3 separate regions of the Homo sapiens genome follow, and all the other regions are linked to region 3. The links are chromatin contacts, found by Hi-C in ENCODE. All regions are on one chromosome and are shown on one strand. The core of a region is the stretch at or near the end of the contact, and the rest is flanking DNA. Distances in the headings are between cores, read along the strand shown. Region 1 overlaps LOC105369574 (a long non-coding RNA gene). Region 2 overlaps SNX19 (sorting nexin 19). Region 3 holds the start of LINC02873 (long intergenic non-protein coding RNA 2873).

Region 1 (3,156 bases), core at 118-2,617, 150 kb after region 3:
TGCTGTGCCTCTCTCAAAGCACCACACCCACCCCAATACCAAATGCCAGGCAGAGTTACATGCACAGTGGAAAGCTGATAAAGCATGACATCAGTAGGGGCCGGGTGAGCTGGGGACAGAAGACAGGACAGGGCAGGAAGCAGAAATCCCAGAATTCGATAGGCAGAGTAATGGAATGGCTCCAAACCATCTTCCCGAACCTCAGATGTGCCAATTTGATTGGATGCAGTTAAAGAGAACAAAAGAATATGCCAATAAAAGCCAAAACAAAAGATGAAGCTACAGCACAGCTTTTCCAAAGGGCTGCCCTGGCCACACGGGCAAGAAGGGGGCCAGCAGCCCCAAGAGCAGGTCCAGAGTCCACCGAGCACCCCGCTCCTGCACCGCTGCTCCCCACAGCTCAGCTGTGCCTCCTGCACCTTGAACCCATTCAAGAAGACTTTTGGGTTTTTCTGTTTGTGTTTGTTTTTGACGGAGTTTGACAAATTGTTATATGAAAAGAACCAAAGAAGAAAAGGGAAAAAATTATTTATTCAGCCTTAAAGAAAAAAAGGATCTATCCTTTTAATTGAGGCAGACAAAGACCTTTCAAAATCCATTCAGTCGTAGCGTCAGCTCTCATGCCACCCATGTTCCGCATGCCTCCCCTGTTCCTGCTGCAGCCACTTCACTCGCCCTGCTCACACCCACCCCTCCCTGCCCCCAGGGCTGCCCTGACTCACCATTCCCCTGGCCTCAAACCCACACACATCCATCTGAAACAAACACATACGAGGACCCAGCAAACACACACTCTCTCACATATACACACACAGATACAGCTACCCCATCCCTCACTCAACTTTCCGACAGCTAGCAGAGATGTCAGCCAGGATACCCAGCTTGTCCCACACCCTCTTCCAGTGAAGCCACCCTGGGCTCAGCCCCTGTGGAGGGGCAGCTGTGCATGACCATTATTCCACCTGGCAACCCCACCCTAGCCGCAGCCACCTGAGCTACAGCAAATGACCCTGAATGTGGCTGGGTGAGAGGGAGGGTGAGCAGGTTCATTTACCTCCTACACATTGCAGGTGAGGGACTTAGGCCGCATTCATTCCCTCCTCACTCCCTCCCTGGGCTGAGATGCATGTAACTGGCTCCATCTCACACACTCCTGGATTGCCTCTTTTATCCTCCTGCTGCAGCCTTTTTCTTTGGAAGAGCAAGTGCCAGAAGATAAGCTTCTGAAACAAGTCAGATTCTTTCTGGGAGCGGTATTCCCACCAGCCTGGAGTGCTTTCACACAGCTTGGTGTCCTGAACAGGCGTGTGCAGTCTGTGGAAGGAAGTGTGATAACAAAGGAATGCAGCTCTGGACCACAGGCCCCCAGGGAAGGGGAGAGAGGAAGAGAAAGGAGGAAGAGCAGAGCCACAGGTCAGGAGTCATTATGCCTTGGTGACACCATCTGCCTGTGACACTGAAGTCACACTCGATGGTAGGGCTTTGAATGCTGGACTCCACAGAACCCACCAAGTATTGGGCTGAAAATCAGCTACAGTTCTGGTCCTCAGTAACCAGGAAAGTCTCCTGAGATACTATTACAGGGTAACCAGTGATTGCGGCACCAAAGTCCTGCTCCCTGCAGCCTCCCCAAATTCCAGCCCTCCCGTTGGATTGGCCTTGGGAATGTGATCTGTTAAAATGCTACCCCTTCCTCTCATTACCTATGTGACATAAAGATCTTGAGAGTGAGTCTTAACTCTCACCTTTGGAGAAATTTGAAACACAAGAAATTACCTCCTTTCTGTTTTTGGAACAGCTGTCATTTCTGCTGGTGAAATCTCAGGTCTTTGGAGTTTCCTAAAGACCCTGGTCATGGAGCCCTTGACAAAGTTCCTAGGCTGCAATAAAGAGATTACATGGAGAGGAAGAAAATTTGCAGGGTAGCAGAAAGACATGGATAGTAAACTGTGTATTGATTTTGCTTTAACTTACCACATCTTCGGCCATTCCCATGCAAACTTTTTCTGGAGAGCTCATAACATGCAAAGGCAACGGCACAAGTTTAATCTTCCTTCATCCCCCAGTGGCAGGATTAGAAAGCCATGAACTGGCCAAAGATCAGACAGAAAGAAAGGGAAGGAGGCAAAGCAAATGGCCTGAGTTATCCCTCCCTGGACCATTCCAGTACCCTAACTAATCAAGAACTGGCCCCTTTTAAAAAGATGAACTTTCTCAGCCTGTATTGGGGCCAAAGCCAAATTTTCTTGTTCTGGTAAATCAGTATTGTTTGAATTCCAAAGAGGCTCAAAACCCACATCGCCATGCAGGTTCCCCAATCATCCCCTCTGACTCTACAAGGTAAATCCACAGACGGAGGAGTTCCTAGGCAACCCAAAGTAAATGCACCAAAGGATCAAGAAAATAATGGTCTGTGAGAGCTCCATTTTTAATTTGCAACCCTACTACCGAGTATATACCCAAAAGAATTGAAAACAGGATCTTCAAAAGATATCTGCACTCCCGTGTTCACTGCAACAAGGTTAAGAAGAGTCAAGTTATGGAAACGACCCAAATGTCCATCAAGAGATGAATGGATAAAGAAAATGTGGTACACACACACAATAGAATTTTTCAGCCTGAGAAAAGAAGGAAACCCTGCCATTTTCGACAACATGGATGAACCTGGAAGACATTATGCTAAGTGAAATGAGCCAGGCACAGAAGGACAAATACTGCATGATTCCACTTGGATGAGGTATCTAAAATAGGCTCATAGAAGCAAAGAATAAAAAGGTGGTTGCCGGGGGCCGAAGGGAAGGGAAATGGGGATCCGTTGCCCAATGGGTATAAAGTTACAGTCATACAAGTGAATTAGTTCTAGAGATCTGCTGGACAGCATTGCACAGTCAACAATACTGTATCATGCACTTAAAATTTTATTAAGAGGGTATGTCTCCTGTTAAGTGTTCTTTCCCTTAAAAAAAGGAATGGGGGGACACAAGTGAACTTTTGAGATGATAGCTGTGTCTATTACCTTGGTTGTGGTAATGGTGTCAAAGGGGCATGCATATGTTCAAACTCATCAAATTGGATACATTAAATAGGTGCAGTTTTTGTATGTCAATTATAAACCTGTTTAAAAAGAAAAAGAAAAGAATAGTCTAAGTGGCCCTG
Region 2 (2,994 bases), core at 220-2,719, 220 kb before region 3:
ATATCTAAAGAAAGAACCGGTTCTTCCACTAGAGCTTCCAAAGATCTGGCACTGGTGGCCCATGGTCTCATACCTGGAAGCACCCTGTGCATTATAGACATGGAGCTAACACATTTTAGCATTCAGAGTGTAAACGTTGATAATCTCGTCAGCATCAGCACATTTGCTGTCCAGCAAATGTTTATCGAGAGTTGACTTAGTGCAAATACTGTACTGAACACTGTATGCACATGCTGTTCAAAAGCCACAGTTACTTTTGCACCAACTTAATACCATTTAATTCCTCCAAGTCCTGCGAAAGCGGTACTATGACCCTCATTTTAAAGACAAGGAAACTAAGGTTTACAAAGAATGTGGGTTATCTAGTCAAAATCACAGGGTTAATAAATATCACAAGCAGAATTTGAACCCAGGTTTTTCTGATTTATAGCTGTGATGATTGTCTAAATTTCAGGATCAGATCTTTGCCCTGCAATTCAGCAGGATAAAAGCCAACCCAAAAATCTCTGTCTCCAAGTACTGGAGATTATCAGGCAGTTTGTAGAATCCAAACTGCATCTCCGTATCTACACACTTGCAGCTAACCTAAGGGCAGTGCTGCAGTCTAAAGACAGCCCATGTTACTATCCCTGGGACAGTTGCAGGTTTTAATTTTAAAAAGTGGTGTATGCATTGCTGCATGCTTCAGCTTTATTTGCTTTGGTAAGCCAATATGCTGGAAACTTGACATCTCCAGAGCTGCAGCACCTCTCCACTGTACCCCCTGCATCTCCCACAAGAGGCATGATATGAGGTCCCGTTGCCTCCCATCCCCATGACTGCTGCCTAGGAGGCTACATGTTTGTCCTCCCTGAAACCACGGGTAGCTGAGCCATATGCTTTTGCAGGGTACTTGGGTTCTCTTCCTTTAAGTTCCGTGCTTAAAAGAGCAGGATAGTTGGTGTTGGTGCCACACGTGGTACTGCCACTTCTCTAGTTATTTAGAACTCACTGCAGTTTGACCATCAGGGATGCTGTAGTCACCAGATTTGAGTGCATCTCCTCCTTAAAATGTCCTCATGTTCCAACCTCCAGTATTATTATCCCCAAGCAGGCAAGTTTATTCCTCTGCTTCCAACTTTGTATACCCATCTTGCAACTTTAAAAGACCTGTGTACATTACTGCCTTGGACGCCATAGACTTCTGTCAAATTATAAGCACACTCTCTATCCTGCAAAGGAAAAAAAAAAAACAGAGTAAGTTCGACCTCATAACCCCTCCTTCTAAGCCAAAGTTGGAAGAGCTCTGATCTGAGCCAGGCTTATAAATCTCCGTTGATTGTTGATGATGTGGAGAGAAGTGGGAGGGGAGCTGAAGAGAAGTTAGATGCCCAAAAAAGGCATTGTTAAGTCAAAGGGAAGTCTTGCATGCATGTGCGCCTAACCTCATGTGTCAGCTTCTGTGCTGGGAACATCCAATTATGTAACAAGAAGCACTCCTTATTTGGAATGAGAGACAAAGGGAGGGGAAGGGGAGAGCGGGTAGCACTCTGAGCCAAGGAGCAAATCCGGCTTGTGCAAACTCTGCTCATGCCCGAAAACAGAAGAAACTTGAAAATATCTCTGCAAACATCAGAATCAGATTTAGCAAACTGGGCAAGTACTCAGAGTTAGACTGGGTTGGAGGGAAAGAGGAGAGATACACTGTGCTGCATTGATGGTAGGGGGTTTGGGGCAGGAAGATCCAGCCAAGGTAAGGGGTAGGATTGGTGTGGAGTCCTGATGGAAAGTGAAGGAATGAGAAGCTGGACCGGCGCCCTGCCTGGACACCCAGAGCAATGCCACGATAAAAATAGGAACCATGCCAGCAGCAGAATGCGTGAATGCCACGTCCGCGGCGCTGCCCTCCCCATGGCCCCAACGATGGCATCAGACCTGTGTCAAAAGGGCAGCAGACACATTCCTGGCATCTGCGTCAGGATTTCTCAGTTAAAAAGGGAGTGTGTGTGTGTGTGTCTGTGTGTGTGTGTGTAAGATAGAGACAGAGTGTGTGTGTGTGAGTGTTGGGGGCATGTGGGAATGGAATGGCTTGGCAGAAAGCCAGGGGGAAAGGTTCTGGCAGAGGGGAGCGTGAAGTGTGTAAAGTTAGGAAGTATCCAGAGAGGAAGAAGAAAAGAAAGGGTGTGCAGGTTTAAGGAGTCCAACAAGCAGGGCACCCAGGAGAAACTTGATGGCAAGCTCTAGACCTTACACCAGACCTTGGAATCACTTTCTTAGAGAAGATGTCTCTCTCTAAACCATCTCCTAGGAAAGGTCAGGAGAGCTGCGGCAGAGTCTGGGAGCACTGGAGAGTGCTGTGCTGCAAGGCGCAACGTCCACCTCCCCTAAGGACAGTTGGGAAAGGTTGACCATGAACCCTCTTGCTTCCACTGTTCTCTTAGAACGCTCCAGAATCAAGGCGCTTTCTGTGGAACTCTACTTCAAGGGCCTCTTTCTTGGTGGGCATGTCTAACTAGCAGGTGGATAACAGTTCTTTGTGACATTGGTTATTTCTTAAGAGAACCTCCAGGTCTGCCACCAAAAGTGCACGAGTAATTGCAATGGGAAAGGAACTGACGCTTATTACAATATTAATACCAGGAAAGCAGCTATGTACTGTTTATATTAATGTTCAATTCTATGAGATAGACATGTAGTTCTACATTTCATAAGTGAAGAAAATTACATTCAGATAAAATAACGTTCCCAAAATCATAAAAGTCGTAACAACCACACCTTAAGATTCCACTTAAGTCATCCTGGCCTCAGAGCTCATGTGTTTCCCACTGCTCTGCCATGCTTCCCCTCCATGCAAGCTTTCCCACAAAGCAGTGGCCACTAGAACTGGGTTCACCTGAAAGTTCCCTTGCCGTATTCCCATCTAGCCTCTCTTGCTTTCCATCCAGCTGGTCTCAGGGACACACGCATCTGATGGTAGCATATAAATTATTTTTGTCTGCATATTCTGATTTTATT
Region 3 (3,230 bases), core at 188-2,687:
TTGGAAAACATTGTTAAGAAAATAAGACAAGCTACACATTGGGAGAAAACATGTGTAACACATCCATCTCTGTCCATGTTTGCTCACATTTCAATGTTAACTCTTAGCTTTATAATAAAATGGAAAGGATACCTTTTAACGGGGCATCACACTAACTGAAATAAAATTGGGTTCTGTGACCAAGGCAGAGAAGAGGAACGCACACTGGGTAAGCAACCAAGAGTGTGCTACATGTACAATATAAAATTATAAAAGAAAATAGAATCTCAGCAGGTGGTAGGTAACCAAGCAGGTCCCACAAGTCTGATCCTGTCTGCTGCAAGGTAGTAAGGGCAGAACATCATCTCTGCCCTGGATTCCCATCTGTGCCTAACACAAAGGAGGCCAGGGGAGAGAGCTCATGTGCTGATCTGGAATGCACAGACTACAGAGAAAAGGGCAGAAGAGGAGAGACCACCACGGGTGGAGCTGTCCACAAGGTGTGTGGAGGACATGGTCCTGAACTTGGCCTTCAATGCAAGGGATGTCAGGAAGCCAGAGGAAGGAGAGCAGGCCTTGGACTAGAGCATGGAAACAGGTGTTGGGTGCTACCTTCAAGGACCAAGAAGGCAACATGCCCTACCACAGCAGGAGGGGCATGCTGAGAACAGGAGCTGAAATTTCTCTGAGCCAGGTCAAAGCAGAGGCCGAAAGTGCCAGCCAGGGAATTTGGAGCTTGATGACAAAGTGGACTGGCTCTCCTAGAACCATGGGGTGACTTGATGAAAGTTGATTCATTCAGATCTGCTGCTTCTCCTCCAAACAGGACCCTGGTGATGGACTTTCTCCACACCCACCTTCAGGGAAGATGCACTCATTCATTTCAGCAGAGGAACGTCCCTCTTGCTGCACCAGTCACAGGCATTGGTCATGGAGCACCAGGGCTCTCTACTGCGGAACCTCATGCAGCCTCGCAGGCTTTCTCAGCACAGCACCCAAAAAACATTACCAAGTAGTCAGAACAGGCATTTGGGACACACCCAGCATGGTGGGGGCTGACAAACCCTACCCTTGTTCCCCCAACCCCACCCCCGCCTCCAGGGCCTCCCACTGAACATCTACCCCACCTCCATCGCCACCATCATTTCTCTTCTGCTGTGTGTGTTCTTCAGGCAGCAGCTGTTTTTCCTGTCACTGCATAATATTCATTTAAGCCTGATTTCACCTGGGAAAAATGCTGGAAATAAGCCAGACTCCAGAGTGATGTGGTCATGACCAGATCCCTCCAAGATGACCTGGAAAGCTGAGTCCACCTGAGCTCACAGGACGGCTGGAGCTGGGCCAGAATGGAGAGGCCGCTGGTGGGCCATGCCCCAGTGACCCCAGCCCGAGGGGTGGCAGCCAAGCTGGCGAGGAAGAGACAGAGGAGGACCATGTCAGAAACTCACAAGGACAAGTGAGGGGTCCTGGTGAAAGCATAATGAGTTTAATAACCAGGGACAGCCCTGATCATCCACCATCCAATGGTGTCCCCACCTGATGACTGGCAACCCATTCTATGGGTGGGTTTAAGGGTGGGAGGCTCTTTCATCCTGGAGCCTCTTCAGGTCTCCCAGAGCTGCAGTCGCCTCAGCAAGCAAAGCAGAAGAAAAGAGGCCACTGTGTTTATGGCTGGGGTAGCCGCTCTCATGTGAAAATCAGGGGGTGAAACAAGGTGCTTTTGAAACCTGTTCAAGGCCTCCTTCCCTCCCAGCAAATCATCAGAGGAGAGATTTTGCCTCACGCTTTTCTCTCATGCATGTGTCTGTCCCAGAGTCGCCATGGCAACACTGTGTATGTTTGCACGGCTGGAAGGATCCAGAGATGGAAAACGAGGCCAGGGTGGACCAGAGCAGGGAGTCCAGCAGGAATTCCTCTCTGATCCTCTGCAGGCGATCAGTTAACAGAAAGCTCCCTTGCCCTTCTGAGGTTAGTCATAGAGCCTGCTTCTGCCAACAGCTCACAGGAAAAAATCACAATCCTCAGCAGTGAGTCCTGGGAATGTGCATCAAAGCCTGTTTTCCCCCCAGCAGTTTTATCAGGTAGGGATTTGCCATGACAATTCCCCAGGCCCTGAAGCCCAAGGTGCCAGCACACACATGGCAAGGCAGCCAGTGCCCGGTCACAGGGTGGGTCCGGGAACCACCCCTCACTCGGTGGGAGACAGCAGGTATGTCAGGAAGTGCTCTGCCACGTCTCACCTGTTTCCCTCACGCCTGACACTTCTCTATGCCGCGTGGACTTGGAGAACCAAGCTCTGAAAATCTGTATGAGACCCTTTTTCTAGATGAGACATGCACCTCATGCTGATTCTCCCTCAGAAGACAGCCCCAGTGGGTGTTCTCTGTAATTCCTCAACAGACACAGCCAGCCTTTTAACCACTTCTTTGTCTCTGAATCACCTCCCAACCTTTTCTCAAATTGTGGGAGCCATAAACTGGATGACAGGGAGGATTCAGCCCAGCATGGAGCTCAAGGTGGGGCCAAGAACCGTATAAATGAAACTGATTTTTTGGCAAATCACGTGAACATATGCATATTGACCAGTATTTAAGCCAGTGTCTGACACATATTAGGTGCCCAAAAATATTTATTAAACAAATAAGTAAAGTTCCCATAGATAGCAGAGACATGGAAAGTGGTTCCCACCTAGAAGTTTGGTGAGTTTACTTTCATGGGGTACAGAAAGACTGTTAAATAGGAAGGGATGCTAGTCTAATTGCACTTCAAACCCATCCCTCCTCACTCCACAGCTCTGCCCCTTATATAAACCAATTCTCACAAAAACGTCAGGAGCAGGGAGTTCAATATTTACTTGGCCATGATGCACTTGGTAGATCTCAGTTGGCTGGTAGAGTGTATTTTTCCCACTCTGAGGGCCAAAGATTTTGGCAGATGGCAAATGGAGGTGAAGGGGAGACAGAGTAAGTTATATAAAATACCACTAACTCTCTTCTCCTGTAGGCAGTAAAAACAGCTTCCTAGATTATTAGCACTGAGCCAAAATAAAAATCCACTGAAATATATTTTACAGGATGGAGATACTGTTCTAAAAAGGACGTGAGCACTTTCCTGAATTTATATGCTGCTTTGTTGCTGATCAGTTCTGCAGCAATCCCAGAACTAAGGTCCTTCAGTCATTCAATGAACATCTGTCATCTACAGCGGTCATTCTCAACCAGGGCTATCTTGTTCCTTAAGGGGACATTGAT

Evidence for each region. Hi-C counts contacts between places; a loop is a spot of excess contacts on that map. Pooled maps may share reads with other maps.
Region 1: a map of heart right ventricle shows a loop between it and region 3 (2.7-fold over the local background). The contact joins the enhancer-like site here to the promoter of LINC02873 in region 3. A Hi-C loop is called at or near these places in 9 of 168 maps with a recorded cell type or tissue (Right ventricle myocardium inferior, ascending aorta, gastrocnemius medialis and 4 more) and 12 of 50 pooled maps.
Region 2: a loop to region 3 is called in a map of prostate gland, with 2.5 times the contacts of the local background. The contact joins the enhancer-like site here to the promoter of LINC02873 in region 3. A Hi-C loop is called at or near these places in 3 of 168 maps with a recorded cell type or tissue (aorta, prostate gland and sigmoid colon) and 5 of 50 pooled maps.

What each region holds. Positions count from the first base shown.
Region 1 is chr11:130,526,007-130,529,162 of GRCh38, reverse strand. All of the region lies in intron 1 of LOC105369574 (a long non-coding RNA gene), which reads right to left. Among named protein-coding and RNA genes, the nearest start is that of ADAMTS15, 79 kb to the right of the region's middle. Within about 2 kb of position 1,367, at least 6 of the 41 ENCODE cell types and tissues checked have a DNase peak (open chromatin) inside an H3K27ac peak, as active enhancers do; they include heart left ventricle and heart right ventricle, where a contact is called at or near this core.
Region 2 is chr11:130,896,391-130,899,384 of GRCh38, reverse strand. The region is part of intron 8 of SNX19 (sorting nexin 19); the gene reads left to right. Among named protein-coding and RNA genes, the nearest start is that of SNX19, 19 kb to the left of the region's middle. Within about 2 kb of position 1,469, at least 25 of the 41 ENCODE cell types and tissues checked have a DNase peak (open chromatin) inside an H3K27ac peak, as active enhancers do; they include prostate gland and sigmoid colon, where a contact is called at or near this core.
Region 3 is chr11:130,671,163-130,674,392 of GRCh38, reverse strand. It overlaps LINC02873 (long intergenic non-protein coding RNA 2873), which reads right to left and starts at 1,437. Exons shown (of 3, transcript NR_164144.1): 1 at 1,205-1,437.